Regions from separate parts of the Mus musculus genome. Here region 1 is linked to region 2. The links are chromatin loops, found by intact Hi-C in ENCODE. Cell type or tissue: left cerebral cortex. All regions are shown on one strand. Links, peaks and the distances in the headings refer to the core of each region. The heading gives the core; the rest is flanking DNA.

Region 1 (5,626 bases), core at 290-5,289, 250 kb after region 2:
TTGCTAGATATTTAAATGATAGTGGTTTAACTGTACTACTATATATTATAAAGTAAAATAATATCTCTCCAATTTTTCATTATTGGAACCATAGTACTTATACATTTATCATGTATATATCTATTTGAGGCAGGGTCTTGCTATGTAGCCAGTATGCATCCCTTACTGGCCTGGAACTCACTATGTAGACCAGGCTAATTTCAAACTCACAGAAATCCACCTGCCTCTGCCTCTTGAATTCTGGGATTAAAACTGTGTGCCACAATGCCTGGCTTGGAACCACAGTCCATAATAACCTATCAGTTTTATTTAGTCAAACATGAAAACATGACTGGAAATAGAATTGTTTTGGGGTGCTGATCGGCAGTGAGCACTGATCATGGGGACCACAGTACACAGCACTGAGGCAGGCTGTGTTAGGTGTTGCATACATTGAGAAGTAAGCAACCCCTCCCACAGGTCACTTGGCAGTAATGTGCTCTACATCTTAACCAGACACATCACCTCAGGCACAGCTGTGAATAAGCTTGGCTATGCTCCAGTAAAACACAGCACAAGGTTTCTGACATGGGAGTATCATAGTATTCTTAAAACTGTTTTTGAATCATTTAAAATGTAGTAATACACACACGGTGGCATGTGCCTATAATTCCAGTACAAGGAGGCAGAGGCAGGAGGATTACAACTTGGAGACTAGCCTGGCCTACACAGTGAGACTTTCTCTCAAAAAACCCAAATCCAAACCATCACTGTCAGCTCACAGCACACAGTGTCAAGTGAACGGGAGAGCATTTTCTTACTAGCGTTATTCCTGAACCTATGACAGACAGGTCAATTCCTGCCACCTTAATGGCAGGGAAATGGATGAGAGTTTATTCAACCCACCTAAGGTTACAAGTAGCCACTATGTAGCTAGACCCTAGACACTTCAATTTAAGCACTGCTACCAGGTACAGAGCTACATTACACTTGAGCTTTGGAATGGCAGGACTGGTTTGGGCCTTTGGTTATATAGATCAGGCTATCTAAGGCCTAGAGAAGCAGAGGGACAAATTGTTGCAGTAATTTGGGGTAAGAAAAGACAGTGTTCTGGGCGACACTGATAGAGATGTAGACTAAGAACAGTAGACACGGATTGGGGAGGTATTTACAAATGGGTGCTTCCTTGAATAGTGCTCCACTTGCTTGGTGAATGATTTTCACAGAAATGAAAGAAACTGAAGTCATGATTTTTAAATGCTATCTAAATCTAGCTGGAAAAATGTACTGTCTTTTAATATAAATAGCCATTGTTTAAAATGATGGATCCTATTATTATATCTGATTTGCTGATTAATTCAAAGTGAAGTGCACATTTCTTTTTCAAGTATAAATGTTAGTTGAAGTATTTCTGCTTAAAAAAAAAAAAATTCCGAATTCATCACAATCAAAGGCCAGGGATCTCTCCCAGGTAACTAACTCAAGTTCCAGATTCCTTGCACTCAAGTTCCTTTGGCTCCTGGGGAGCAGCCATCCTTTAGAACCAGAGCGGTTGATGGCCTGAGGCAAGCCTCTTAATTCCCAGTACCTAATTAACTCACTCTCGAAACCCGGCCCACTCCTGCACCAAGCCCCTCCCACTCGCCCGCCCACCTAAGACTCCTCCTACTCTATTCGCGCGCGAAGCACAGCTCCACCCACTCCCCCCGCCTTGCTCCTGGAAGCTCGGTCCACCCTACCGGCCGCTCGCGAAGCTCCACCCACCTCACCCGCCCGCGAAGCTCCGCCCCCTCCTGCCCGTACCCCAACACCTTCCCTTCTTCTGTCGCTTCTCCCTCTCCCTGCCCCTACGGATGCCTTCCATTGGCTAAGACGGCTAAACCGCGCGGGGATGCAGCAGCGCCACACTCTGATTGGCTAATGACTAAGCCGGACCCTTTGTCATTGGTTGATACGAGAAACCAGCAAGAGTGGCTGTGCAGCGGGCGTGCGGCCGCTGCTTTGTTGCCGGAGGGGGCGGCGTTGGAAGTTGCAGGCTTGCGGGGCCGGCGTTCTCAGGGAGAGGAGTCACGCCGCTGTTATCTTTCGTCCGGTAGTCTTCGGCCAGTCCCCGCCAGACAGTAGCCATGAGCGGCGGCGTGTACGGCGGAGGTGAGTGAGCGCAGCGGCGCCTCGGGGCGTGCGGACCGGAACGACCGGCCTGGTCCCTAGTCGCTTCCGTTTCCCTCCGGTCCTCGGCGGGCCCTTCCGGTCTTTGGACGGTGCTTCCGGTCCCCGTATGGGCCACGGCCTCTCCTTCTCTTCGGACCCGGGCCGGCGCGCAATAGGTTTCCGGCTTGTCCCGTCGCTGCTCCGAGATGGCCTCAAGGAAGGGCCTTGGCGCGTCTTACCGGCTGGGCTCTGATGGCAGTCCCTGGCACGCCGGGTCCCTCACTGTACCGGTTCCGCCGCGCGTTGGTCCCGGGCAGCTCGCGGAGGTTCCGGGCCCCCGGGGTTGGCACTGGGTGCGAGTGGCGCCCGGTGTTGCGGCTGCTGCTCTGGGTCCTTCAGCAGCCACTACAGCCTGGACATCGTTCCAGGCGTGCTCGGTCCCCAGATGAGCGGATCCCTGAGGTACAGGCTGCAGTTCTCCTGTCCGGCTGGGCGGGAGCCTTTTCTAGATCGGCGATAACGAAAACAAGGCTTCTAAGTACTGTTTTGTTTAAGAGTAGTTACCTAGTTAGAGACTCTCCTCTAGGGGGGATGTTGACAGGAGATGGTGCTGCCATCCCTCACGTTAACGAAGAAAAAAATATTGGCAAGAGTTAAACAACCAGCTCAAAGTTTAAAGACTCGTTGTAAATTGGGAGCAAATTGCTTCTGGGATGAGGCAGGGGTATTCCTTTCTCTGCCGTGTACAGGTAACACGCACCCATCAAGAGTTAAATAGTATCCTCACACTAACAAATCTATATCTGCATTGAGTCAGTAGATCTGTGCCCACTCATTTTAACTGCTGTGTAGGGTTTTCTGAGAATAAACTATAGTAGTTTCTCTAGGAACGGTAGTCTTTTCCCTGGCAAGAAGTGTGACAGTAATAATTACCGTTAGCTAATATTTATCGGCTTATTGTTTGTCAGCACTGTAAGTGCTTTATACATTAAAACATTCAAGGCATTTAGTCATCCTATCCTATGAGGTAAGTATTAAATACATTTTTCGGATTAAACTGTAGCAGAGAAGTTAGTAAATTACCCATCTCACATAGTGTATTAGTCATTTTTCAGTTGCTGTGATTAAAAAAAAAAAAAAAACCAAGAAACAAAAAAACAAAATCAGCTTCTAGAAGAAAGAGTTTACTTTAGCTTATGATTCCAGAGAGGTAAGAGTCCAGTTTGAGAGAGGTATGGCAGCTAACAGCAGGCATGATGGTGGGGCAGGAATCTGGGCTCACGTGTCCAACCTCAAGCATGAAGCAGCTGGAAATAGTGGGGGCTTTAAACTCAAAGCCTGTCCCCCAGTGACAGCTTCCTACATCAAGGCCCACATCTTCTAAACCTCCATAAACAGCACCACCAACTGGGGCCCAGATGTTTAAATATCAGCGTCTATAGGAGACATTTTCATTCAAACAGTTGCATATGCATCTCCTTTTAAACTAGGAATTTCTCCAAACTGGGTATGTCTAAACTAAATAGCTCTGTGATTCTCTTTGGGTGCCTCTTTGTAACTAGCACCAAACTGGGTAGATTGGGCATAGATTGGCTTTAACTAGAGAAACAGAAGAACTTTTAAGGCCTTAGCATTTGAGTAATGTAGGTAAGTAGGATTAGTGTTTTAAATTTTGAGGGGGACCCCATTGAAAAACCAGTACTGAGAAACCCAAGTGCATTATCCTAGGAGGCCTGCTGTTTGGGGTGAAGTATTTGGAAAATATACATGGAGGCTTTTCTCTAAATTAGACTGAAAAAGATTGCCAGCTTTTTTCTTACCACTAAACTGTCTCCTAAAGTCTGGAATGTGTAACTTAAATGATACGTTCATTAAATGCTTTTTACTTGGCCTGTATAAATTACACTCTAATTTCCATGCTGTGCAGTTTTCATATTTTGCTGTGTTTCTTCATTTCATGAAACAAAACATAATTCCCCATAATTGATGAAATTGTACTAGGATGTATTCGGTGGTTTTTATTTTTCTTTCCTTTGTTTGTTTGTTTGATTTGTTTTGTGCCACCAGATTCCCTTGCTGTCATTTATACACATCTTGTGCCTGTAGAGATGGCCTCTGGGCTTTCTCAGCCTCTGGTTTCAGCTTTGAACTTTGATTTGGTGATGGTAGGGTAACTATACTTTTTGCCTGTGCTTTTTGTTTTAGTATAATCGTTAAAAGCTGGTGTTCCCCACCCAAGTTAAAATGCCCCAATTTGGATGCTGCATTATAGAGTCTTCCTGGGATTGCAATCTGAGCTTGGCCCTCCCTCCCTGAATAGGCAGCTTAGCTCTGCATCATTCAGCTGTTACCACAGCTCTCAGCAGAAACCTTCTAGGTTCTGGGAACAGTTTCTTCTTGTTTCCTCAGTTTAAGGATTATGAGGGCAGTCCTTTGTTCATCCTTCTGTACCTGGACTATAGAAGTTTATAATTAGTTCCTTTAGTAAGGAAACTACTACCTGCTGTCAGTGTACCATGGCTTTCCTGATTAAACCTCCATTGATAAAACAGTATGACTTGCCATATTTTAATTAAATACATCTTGAAGGTGCATTTAATACTAGGTTCATGCCAGACATGGTGGTGCATAGTTTTAATCCACTTGAGAGTCAGAGACAGGATCTTTGTGAGTTCTGTGACACGTAAGATCACAGAGACACCCTGTCTTGAAACAACAATGGTAAACACTAGATTCTAGCTAATCATGTGTGAATGTAATGGATTTTTACAAAGTTTTAAATTTTCATTTTATATACATAAAATATGTCCTTTTCTTTGTTGAGACAAGAGTTTCTCTGTGTAGTTCTGGCTGTCCCAGAATTAGCTATGTAGACCAGTTTGGCCTAGAACTCAGAGATCTGTCTGCCTCTGCCTCCCTTATTGGGATTAAAGGCATATGCAATTCTATTTTTAATCTCTTCAGTAATTCTCTTTTAATCTCTTCAGATGAAGTTGGCGCTCTTGTTTTTGACATTGGATCGTACACAGTGAGGGCTGGCTATGCTGGCGAGGACTGCCCTAAGGTAAGAACAATGATATGAATGAATTACTTGGGTAGGCAAGAGTCATCTGTGCAAAATTAAATTCAAGCAGAACCTCAAAGCAAAACTGAAGGTAGACACTGGAAACAGCCCCTCCCGAGAGCAGCTGATCCTTCCCGCCATATTTTAACGTCCCAGGTTGATTTCCCCACGGCTATCGGTGTGGTGCTGGAGAGAGATGACGGAAGTACAATGATGGAGATTGATGGTGACAAAGGCAAGCAGGGCGGGCCCACCTACTACATAGACACCAATGCCCTCCGCGTGCCCAGGGAGAACATGGAGGCCATCTCACCACTCAAGAATGGCATGGGTATGAATTAGCTGTAAACCGCAATGTCTTGCAAGATGAACAAGTGTTTGTTTGTTTGTTTTAACTCTATAAAGTAATATTTTGGATAATGAGAATACAAA
Region 2 (5,000 bases), core at 1-5,000:
GCTCCAACATACTGTAGTACAGAGTATACATCATCATTCTAGAAGGAAGGAAAGAGCACAGTGAGGAGAAACAAGACCAAAGCAAGACTGAAATCCAACAGAGCAAACTCCATACTCCGCACTCCATGTCTGACGTCAGAGCTCTCCTCAGATCTCTAACTCCTTTCAGCTGTGTTGACCACAGAAGAAGAGTGATCCAGAGCTGTGCGCCTGTCAGGGACGTGGCCCCACCTTGACTGCGCACACTGTGTGTCTCTTCAATATTCAGTACAAGATAAAAGTACCCAGAACCGCTTCATCCATATCCACAAATACAGATATCACAGAAGAGCATTTATGGATGTAAGTTGTAGAACTAGGTGCTTTTTCACGGAATACCATTTTTACTTTAAAAACAAACTGATAAATCAAGTGTAGATACTTTGCCTATAAGCCCTGAAGTCAGAATACTAAGGCAGACAAATCCAGAGTTCAGGCCAACCTGGACTATCTTAAAAAGTCCAGGGCCATCCCAGATATAGCAAACTCCTGTTCCAAAAATACCAAAATTTAACATCTAACGGTCAAGCCATAATTCAGTTAGGCTATTTGACAGGTGTTTTCTTTGAAAGTAAACCTCCTTCGTGTGTCGTTTAAAGGAAAACAGCTATGGCAGTTTTGTTGCCAGTAATAAAATTTGAATTTCTGAGGGAATATTAGAATTGTGAAAACACTATTCCCCAAACTATAGTCCAGCTTGAACTTTCTAAATGCGATTGGTGCTAGCATCTATACTTGTGGCCAGGCATGATGTGCACATCTGTAATCCCATACCTGAGACGGAGGCAGGAGGATTCTGGTCAGGAGGTGAAGGTGGTTACCAGGCTAGCCAGGGCTGCATATCAAGACCAAATCAAAAAAATATATATTTTATCTTTTATTATGTCATAATAAAAAGTAAGTTTAGAAAATTTATAAAACTCACAAGGCAGACTATCTTCTAAATGAGTAGTATAGGGACCCATAATGTCCTTAATGTTAAAACCTACAACACACGTCAATTTAGATGTAGCCATCAAGTTTATTGATACAGTTTTATAGTTCACATTGCAACTCAAATATCTTATTAGACTATAGAATAGTATCAAGGAAAACCATCACATAATCCTTCCTTTTCCTGGCTACCTGTGTATACATGCTTCTTCATGTACTTCGTTTAAACGAAGTATGATATCATATACCTGTGAGCCATGCACTAGGGAAGCTGAGATAGAAACATCTTAGAAAAATAAAACAACCATCCACATCGACCTGCTCATGTGCACCAGTGCTTAACTACGGGATGCTCTTGCGGAGGACCCAGAGTTGGCTTCCAGCACCCAAGTGGCAGCATGTAAACTCATGTAAACGGGCGCATGCATAGACAAAAAATAATCGATGAGTGAATTAATCACTTTTTAAAATACAGTTGGTCAGCAGACCCAGACAAAAACACGTTTTGAAAGAATGTGGAAGTCAGTCTTCTCACTTTTTTTGTTTTGGGGGGGTTTTAACTTTTTATTCTGTTTTATGTATATGAGTATTTGCTGCATGTATGTATGAATACCTACCACATGCATGCCTGGTGCCAATGGAGGTCTGTCTTAGTTAGGGTTCCCACTGCTGAGAAGAGACACCATGATCAAGGCAACTCTTATAAGAACAACATTTAATTAGGTCAGGCTTACAGGTTCAGAGGTCCAGTCTGTTATCATCAAGGCAGGAAGCATGGCAGCATCCAGACAGACATGGTAGCTGAGAGTTCTACATCTTGTTCCAAAGGCAAACAGGAGAAGACTTGGCTTCTAGGCAACTAGGAGAAGAGTCTCAGAGCCCACCCCGAAGTGACACATTCCTCTAACGAGGCCACACCTCCTAATAGTGCCAGTCCCTGGCCCAAACATATTCTAACCACCACAAGGCAGAAAGATCCCCAAGAATTGGATTACAGAAGACTGTGAGCTACCATATGGGTGCTGGGAACCAAACCTGGGTCATCTGGAAGAGCAGGCAACGCTTTTAACCATCTGTCTATCCAGTCCCCGTCAGAGCTTTATTTAATACAGATGGTTTTGTTCCGTACAAAATGGCACCTTAACAGACCATGATTTGATTTTAGATGGGCTCATTTTTAGGAATAGTTTTGTCAGTATAAAAAAGTAAAGAGTATGTTAAGACAAAGGTCATTTGTGTGATAAACTTAACTAATTGAATGTAGAGATTCTGAGATGCTGAGAAGAGACACCATGATCAAGGCAACTCTTATAAGAACAACATTTAATTAGGTCAGGCTTACAGGTTCAGAGGTCCAGTCTGTTATCATCAAGGCAGGAAGCATATATATATATTTTCAGATTTACAAGACATGAACAACGATGACAGCAGTAGGCATGCTAATGAGGTAGAGGGAATCACCTGAGGCCACAACCCTAGACAGAGACTGCAGGCAACTAAGAAATGCTGAAAGTGGGAGACAATGTCCCCAGATGGAAGAGCCCCTAGATTGTCCAATCCCAAGTGGTCTGCCCTGAAAACATGTATACAAGTAACATTATATTATATGGACTGTATTAAACATATTCAGGAAGACGGTGCGTAAGTACCAACAAGGAAGTAAAGGTCTGTGAGTTTGAGATCGAGCAACAGAATGTGCATGCAAATGACTAAAGGGGACAGTAGGAGGATGGTGTGATTATATTTTTATTTTAATTAAAAGTATTTGCTGTTTTAAGATTCTGCCTTTGTCAATTTCCAGCATGCTACCTTATGGCTGTCTATCCATTGGGGACTGTGTGGGTCTCATCGAGGTGGTGAGAAACTCTCACACCATCATGCAAATCCAGTGCAAAGGAGGCCTGAAGGGGGCGCTGCAGTTCAACAGCCACACACTGCATCAATGGCTCAAGGACAAGAACAAGGGCGAGATGTGAGTTTGCTCCCGTGCTCCTGGGGATGCTAGTGGTTCACCACTGAGCTCAAGAGAAATAGACTGAACTTTGAAACATTGGAGGTTATTGTGAGTGAACAAGAATTGCTTTGGTGGACCCTGATCAATCACCTTGTGTCTCTTATTCTCTTTCTTTTAATTCTTATAAACAAAATGAACATGTGTACCAGTTAGAAAAACCCGACTCGGTTCCCAGTCCCTGCGCGGGTCCCTCACAATCACCTGTACCTTTAGCTCCCGGGAACCTGATGCCCTGTTCTGGCCTCACAGTGCCTGTACTCAGCCGCACATGCCCATACATAGCTATATCATTAGAAGGAAAAAGAAATCTCTTTCTAAAGTAACATTATACATTCGAATCTTTACTCCTAGTTTGTTTTTCAAAATGATATTTTAGAAATTAATTTTCAAAGCTATCAGTGGTGGCATATGCCTTTAATCCCATTACTTAGCAAGTGGGTTTTCAGTTCCAGACCAGCCTAAGCTACATAGAAAAACAGAGGCAGAGGCAGGCAGATGTTTCTTGAGTTTGAAGCCAGCCTAGTATACATAGTGGTTTCCAGGCTAGCAGGGGCTATATGTAGTGAGACCTTATCTTTATATTTTTTTTTAATCATTTTCTCCTGGGTATTTGGCTTATTCCAGCACTCAAGTGGCTAACCCAGGAGGGTTTCTGTGAGTTTCAGGTTGCCTGGGATGTATTGTAAGAAACACTGGGGACTATAGAGCTATACAGATAATTTGGCTGATGGAAGTACTACTGCACACATGTGAAGACCAAAGCTCAATCTCTGACACCCTTAAAAGCCTCATGGTGTATGCTCAAAGCAAGGAGCCTGAACAGTTCCATCTTAGGGGCTGGCTTGCCCACAGTACAGTCAGTGGTGAGCCCCAGGTCAGTGAGAGACCTTGTCTCAAAAATTACACAGTGAGATGCTGAGGAATTGGCTTAGTTGTTAAAAACACTTGCTGTTCTTCCAGAGGACTTAGATTTGCTTCCTGGCACCATATCTGAGAGTTTTAACTGCCTGTCTCTAGCTCCATGGGGCCACACACGCTCTTGGGCCTCCACAGGTGTGTTTCCATTCACACACAAAAAAAACACATAAGTAAAAACAAATCCTTAAAGGAATAAGAGAATGCTAGAAGACAGCGAGTGCTAACTCCTGGCCTTCACACACTGCAGCTACATATCCCATGGAGAAAGAGACCATGATGGATGTTTCTTTTATTCTGATAAGAATTACGCTTAGATTCCAAGGAACATCTGAAAAGTCCTTTGAGACTAAGAGTCTCCGAACTTCTCGGCTCTTCAGACATACTTTTTTTCCTGATATTAATGAGAAATGTCAGCCGTATTTCCCCAGTTTGGCCGCAGCCACTCCGTTTCCATAGCACATATGAGGTGTGTATTTCCTTGCTGTAGATATGATGCAGCCATTGACCTGTTCACTCGGTCCTGCGCTGGGTACTGCGTGGCAACCTTTATCTTGGGAATTGGAGACCGGCACAACAGCAACATCATGGTGAAAGATGACGGACAGGTAGTGGCGTTTAAAGTGCCTTCTGGGTCTTCAGATATATTAACTCAAGATCTTTTATGTCTGCATGTTGAACTAAAATGTAATTTCTTATTTTGAAAGCTGTTTCATATAGATTTTGGGCACTTTTTGGATCACAAGAAGAAAAAATTTGGCTATAAGCGGGAACGTGTGCCATTTGTGTTGACACAGGATTTCTTGATTGTGATTAGTAAGGGAGCACAAGAGTACACCAAGACCAGAGAGTTTGAGAGGTAAGCTCCAAGGCCGTGCGTGTGTGCGTGCATGCGTGCGTGCGTGCCCACTGTGCACTGCTCCAAGACCGTGTGTGCGTGACCACTGTGCACTGCAGGGCTGCTGCCTGCATGTGGGGCAGGGATGCGGTCTTTATTGTCTCTTCTGTCCGATGTCGGGGTTGGGGCACGTGGAGATGACTTCTTTCATTGAGCTAAGTGCAACCTACAAAAGAAGTAACCTTTAAACACCCTAATTAT

Evidence for each region. Peaks named below come from ENCODE experiments on the same cell type or tissue, not always from the same donor. Only the 100,000 strongest peaks of a DNase experiment are listed, where the experiment ranks them.
Region 1: a loop joins it to region 2, with 2.8 times the contacts of the local background. A loop is called at or near these places in 2 of 42 quality-filtered maps.

The regions. Positions count from the first base shown.
Region 1 is chr3:32,706,751-32,712,376 of GRCm38, forward strand. It overlaps Actl6a (actin-like 6A), which reads left to right and starts at 1,796. Exons shown (of 14, transcript NM_019673.2): 1 at 1,796-2,130; 2 at 5,118-5,194; 3 at 5,351-5,525. The coding sequence starts at 2,106. In left cerebral cortex, for the core only: a CTCF peak has its summit at 1,695; DNase peaks (open chromatin) are centred at 1,795, 2,173 and 2,393; H3K4me3 peaks cover 1,879 bases; H3K27ac peaks cover 814 bases.
Region 2 is chr3:32,457,089-32,462,088 of GRCm38, forward strand. It overlaps Pik3ca (phosphatidylinositol-4,5-bisphosphate 3-kinase catalytic subunit alpha), which reads left to right. Exons shown (of 21, transcript NM_008839.3): 18 at 2,774-2,944; 19 at 4,392-4,509; 20 at 4,609-4,760. Among named protein-coding and RNA genes, the nearest start is that of Kcnmb3, 32 kb to the right of the region's middle. In left cerebral cortex, for the core only: a CTCF peak has its summit at 2,878 (motif pointing right); a DNase peak (open chromatin) is centred at 2,894.